Linked DNA regions of Mus musculus: region 2 is linked to region 1. Evidence: chromatin loops called from intact Hi-C (ENCODE). Cell type or tissue: gastrocnemius. All regions are shown on one strand. Each heading gives the region's core, and the rest is flanking DNA. Links, peaks and the distances in the headings are about the cores only. Region 1 has its middle 25 kb from the start of Slc2a10. Region 2 overlaps Eya2 (EYA transcriptional coactivator and phosphatase 2).

Evidence for each region. Hi-C counts contacts between places; a loop is a spot of excess contacts. Peaks named below come from ENCODE experiments on the same cell type or tissue, not always from the same donor. Only the 100,000 strongest peaks of a DNase experiment are listed, where the experiment ranks them.
Region 2: a loop joins it to region 1, with 2.1 times the contacts of the local background. A loop is called at or near these places in 4 of 42 quality-filtered maps.

The regions. Positions count from the first base shown.
Region 1 is chr2:165,527,907-165,530,712 of GRCm38, reverse strand. No RefSeq gene overlaps it. Among named protein-coding and RNA genes, the nearest start is that of Slc2a10, 25 kb to the right of the region's middle. In gastrocnemius, for the core only: a CTCF peak has its summit at 1,416 (motif pointing left); a DNase peak (open chromatin) is centred at 1,387.
Region 2 is chr2:165,602,558-165,605,363 of GRCm38, reverse strand. The region is part of intron 1 of Eya2 (EYA transcriptional coactivator and phosphatase 2); the gene reads right to left. Among named protein-coding and RNA genes, the nearest start is that of Eya2, 8.9 kb to the right of the region's middle. In gastrocnemius, for the core only: no CTCF peak of the experiment used is centred there; a DNase peak (open chromatin) is centred at 1,418; H3K27ac peaks cover 1,508 bases.

The DNA.
Region 1 (2,806 bases), core at 38-2,537:
AGTTCGATGCCAGTATCCACATGGTAGGAGGACACTGACTCCTACAAGGCGTCCTGTGATGGCCACAGACACGTGTGATTGCAGATGGGTAGGTAGGTAGGTAGATAGGTGGGTTATAGGTGGGTTGGTGGGTGGGTGGGAGGATGGATGGATAGATAGAAGATAGAGATAGATAGATAGATAGATAGATAGATAGATAGATAGATAGATAGATAGATAGATAGATAGATAGGCAGACTGACTGACCGACTTGAAACACTTCTGAGGCCTCTGGTTGGAAGGTGTGTCTGCTCTCCCGCTTCCTCCCCTGTCGGCTCCCTTCCTTGTTCTTGACTGTATAGTATAAATGTTTCTACCGCAGCCAGGAATTACTTTTGCAACATGAAGGAGTAAACAAGTAACGAGTTATAAAGGTGCCCCGCCCAGCTCTGCCTGTTCCCACCAGACCATCCTCCCTGTTAGAAGCCCAGGTTGTCAGCAGCCCTGTCCCTTCCTCACAGGCTGCCGTCGGGGGTGGGGTGGGCCTTGCCATCCTGCTGAGTTCTCCCCATCCATGGCACATCTGCCCAGAAGCAGAGAAGGGAGCAGGTGTCTCAGACCTTCCTGCCTCTCTCCCTCTGTCTCCTCTCAACCCCAGCAGGGTCTTCCCGCAAAGCAGTCCAGGGGCCTTCCTGACTGGACCTCCCCAGACTCCTTGCTGGTGCCCCTCTGGTCTCCACCTTCTCCTCCTCTGAGGAGCTCTCCCGGGGGGTTCTCTCAGAAACGCCATCCTGGGTAAAGTCAGTGATGGTCTGGTCTGTCCTGGCAGCTGAGGCAAAGACCTTACCTCCGAGTTTGTCAGATCTCCACAGTGGGCACAGCCAAGTTAACTCCTGTGGGCTGATGAGGTACACCCCACTTTACAGCCATCATTAGGTGCTATATGAAGGGCTTGTGGCTCACAGGCAAAGTTATGATGTGACAAACCTAGGCTGTATAGTGTGTGTACCGGGAGGTTACACCTGTGTCAAGAAACTATTGTCAACAGATTCAACTCCAGAAAGGACAGGACAAAGCATACACTGCTCCTCTGCTGAACAACCCTCGGAAGCCAATATTTTTAGGGATTTCTTTGTTTTCGTTTGTTTGTTTTGTTGGGTTTTCGAAATAGGGTTTCTCTGTGTAGTACAGGCTGTCTTGGAACTCACTCTGTAGACCAGGCTGGCCTCGAATCAGAGATCCACCTGCCTCCCGAGTGCTGGAATTAAAGGCGTGCACCACTACCGCCCGGCTCCTTGCAAGATGAATTTTTTCTTTCTTTCTGCTTTTGCATGTTTTCCTCATTTTCTTGAAGGTGCCCTGTTCCCTTTTAAGGAAAAGCTGTAACGAGGAAACACAAAGGTGCACTTGCGCCCTCTGCTGGTCATGCTGTAGAACTGCAGTACAGCGTTTGCCTGGTGGGGAACAGAGGCAGGGGAGCAGGTTTCCTTCCACCAGAAGCAGACTACAAGAGGGACCATGACAGATCTTCACCCCCAAATACTTCACATCACCCTTATTCTTCTTACACTCTGTTGAAGCCCCTAAGTATATGCCCCAGAAACTCCATTCCCATCTTAGGAGCCAGGAGATACCTGGGTAAATCCCAGTCAACATGGCTCCTTGGGGCTGCATGTCTTCAGATATGCCACCTACCTGCTTTGTGTCTCAGGCTCTCACCATACAAGGCAACGTTAGGCAGGGGTTCTCATCTGAGCACCAGTGACATTGTGGGAAGTGTTCTTCATCCTGTGTGCCTGTCAGGGGCAAACCTGACCCCAACCATCAAGTTACTTTCGTTGATACTTCATAGGTGTGACTTTGCTACTGTCATGAATTGTAACGAAAATATCCGTGTTTTCTGATGGGTCTTTGGTGACCCCTGTGAAAGGGTCCTTCGACCCCAAATGCGGTTGCAACCTATAGTTTCAGTGATTGGTGGGGAAGGGCTCAGCCGATGGTCTGTGGGGAGGGGCTCTCCTGACCTGGTGGTCCTGGGTTCCATAAGAAAGCAGGTTGAGCAAGCCATGAGGAATAAGCCAGTATGCAGTACCCCTCCGTGGCCTCTGCATCAGCTCCTGCTTGCAGGTTTCTGCCCTGAATGAGTTCCTGACCTCTCTGTTCTTAATGATGAAGTATTCTATGGAACTGTGAGTGAAATAAGCCTATTGGTCATGGTGTTTTATCACAGCAATAGAACCCTAAGAGGGACCCTGAGTTTCTCTCTCCTACTTACACCCCACCCATGCCACCACTGCCTTCACAGAGCACCCCCCCCCAGCATTCCTCCTGCTGGAGGGTCCCACTGTGAAGGATCTCTGGGGAACTCCTTTCACTGGCCTGCTGAGTCTGTTGTGGTTGGCATTGTCTCTGCCCCCCCCCCCCCCCCAGCAAGGGGACCAGTCTCCAATTAACATAGAAAAATAAGAACAGAAAGGGCCAGAGGCTTTGTGGAAGAGGAAAAGAGGAGATGAGATTGTGGTAAACGCATGCAGGTGAGGGTGGGATGGGGTGACCTCAGCAGAGCAGGGCTCTGGCATCCCCCAAAGGGGTCAGAGACAGCTGAAAAAACTAACACCTGCCCCACTCCCTGGCCACTGGGCTTCCTGCATTTGTGTTTAGAAAAGGATTAGAGCACAGCTTAGTCTCCAGGGCCTCGCAGGCAGGCACAGAGTAGAGAGAAGATCTGGGTCCTGCTACAGTCGGGCCTCCTTGCTTCTCGGGGAGAAAGTTTCCTGGGGTTTTTGTTTTTTTGCTTGTTTGTTTTAAGGTTTATTAATTTTATGTA
Region 2 (2,806 bases), core at 36-2,535, 75 kb before region 1:
CTGGTTTAACTAAAAAAATCAAAAACAAAAACAACAAAAACCTTCCATGAGTGTCTCCAATTGTGGCACAGACAAACAAGGGGTTGTTTTGGTTGGTTATTTTTTGTTGTTGCTGGGTTTTTGTTGTTGTTGTTTTCCATGTAAGAGCATTTACTTGTAAATACACCATGTGCTTACAGTATCCACAGGGGCCAGAAGAGGGTGCCTGACCTGGAATCAGAGAGACAGGCAGTTGTGAGTCTCCAGGTGGGAGTTGGGGACCAAACCCAGGTCCTCTGGAAGAGCAGCCAGTGCCCTCAACCCCTGAGCCATCTCTCCAGCCCCCTACCATAAAGACTTTGGGGGAGAGGATCAAACTTTGTGTAAATGTACGGCACATGAAAACTTGGTGAGGTTTTAAATCTACAACTCGCCCAGCCCTTCTCTGAATATCCAGATGACCTCAACCTCTAATTCCCTCGAGATTTCATTCTTCAACATTCCAAAGCCCAGGGATGCTTCATGCTCCAAGGAAAACAAAAGAGAAAACCTCTGACGCTTTCCTACAACAGCCCCCCTGAACCCGTAGGTTATCAGCATTATGAGAGGGGAAACTGAGGCAGAACTAGGCTTTGAAAAGAGGCAGTCGGGCTCTCAGGTCTTGACTGTCAACAACGTATTCACTCCACTGTCTGTAAAGTCTGTGGAAGAACGTGGCTGAGATTCAGTTAACTCAGGGAGGTGATGAAGTCTGGATCACTCTGAGGTGGAACCACAGAGGGCTGGTGCGGTGGCACTAGCTGGCCAGTAAGCCCCAGGGAGCCGCCATGTGTCTTTGGCATTAGGAGAACATCTTTTGTTTTCTTTTTCAGCTCCTTACTGGTTTGTTAAATAGAGCAAGAACCTCTTTTTTTCTTCTTCTTCTTCTTGTGACTTCCCTTTCATTTAAATGGGAAAACATACATTTCAAAGACATTCAATAGCTGTGTTGAAGTCTTGGGCTCAGTCACAATGTCCCCATTGTGGCGAGAGGACTCCCTGGCCTTTAAGCTCGGGTTATAAAAATTTGGTCTGAGCCCAAAGTCTGGCTTTAATAGAATATTTTAATTTTGTTTAATGAATATTATTTTAAGTCTATTTGGCAGTTTAAAAATGTGTTCTTTTATTTTCAAATTAAGCTTTATCCGTGACCTGTGCTTTCTTGGGGGTGCGGGTGCAGCGTGCAGTCAGGGTGATAATGATACAAGCTACCATTTATTGAGTGCTTACTATGTGCCAAACGCCCTGTGAATGTGTGCCACCTCATTTAACATGCTCAGTCTTTTCAGGAACAGCAACTGTGCCCAGAGGTGGCAGGGCAAGGGCACCGCCAGTGGCCAAGATTCACACCAGCTCTGTCTGAGTCTGGGGCCTGTGCTCTCAACCACAGCCCACGCTCTCACCACACAGATCCGCTGTTGCCAGGCACCCTGCTGGCCTCCAGTGCAACGCCCTGTCATCCTTACAGCTGGCTTATTAAATGAGCAGGACCACAAAGCCGAGAGCCTCTTGCCAGTGACATCTTTACATTTTCACCACAGCTGATGGCCAAGATCCTCATTAACAGTATCCTGCCCCGTTTTACAGAGTAGGAAACTGAGGAACAATGAGCTAAGTCATCAACCTCAGGACACACAGCTTTCGATTCATGATCATAGCAGGATTAGCTCTGGTCATCGTTCGAGCTCCACCCACTGCTGGTACAAACACTTTGTCATATTAACTTAATCTCTACAGAAAGGCGCTTTATAATCCCTGTTGTGCAATTGGGGACACTGACAGGTGGGTAAATGATGTGTGGTGACATCAACTCCACCAGCCCATAGTTTCTGCTCCCAATCTCCACTGTACTTAAGAATATATATTTATATTAATTATATTATTAAATCTTATTATATTATATTTATCCTATATCATATTAATATATTAATCTAATTAATATCACACACACACATATATGACCAGCAAGGCTCCCATTTAGGGAAAACTGATTCTCCCCCTCCCCACCCCCCCATGCCATTTTCTAGAGGAGCATCGAGCAATTGTCAGGGCGTATCCCACGGATGCCAAGTTCACTTTGGGGCACAGAAGCTGGCACCCCACACTTGCTGAGCTGGGCTCCTCGGGATGAGCATCTGCAGCATTGCTTTTATCTCTTCTCCTTCATCTGCTGTGGGAGCTGGAGGAAGCTCTGGAGAAAGGTCTAGGAGTCACAGCAATACCTTCTGTCTACCCCAGGATCATCAGGACCACGACAGAGATACAATTCCAGGACACTGGAGTCCTGTTCTTGTCTATCTGTCTCTCTGACCCTAGATAGGGAAGTGTCACTAAGGTAAGGACAAGAACAAAGGCTCCAAGAAACACGGCGCGTCTTTGGAATGGTTTATGAAATACTCAACACACACCCTCTTGTCAATGAACTTTATCCTGCCATACTGCAATGGGTCAGGGGTCAACACATTTTGTTCTCAAGGGCCACAGCCAGTGTGTCAGGCTCCGTGGGCTGCATAGTCCCAGTAGTAACACTGAGGTCATCATAGTGTGACTGCACCTGGGCACAGCCAGCTGCAGGGTTACAGACCAGCCAGGTTGCAGGCGTCAACAGCCTCTCGCTCCAAACAGGCCTGGCTTCCACAGGGCAGGAGCCAAGGCTCTGTGAGTATAGCATCCTCTTCCTCTTCTGAGCCCTCTATTCTGACTCCCCACGAATACCCATAAAGCAACACAGGGGGACTGACTTTAAAATCTGCCTCTCCAGGGCCTACACGGAATCTGCCTGTTCTAG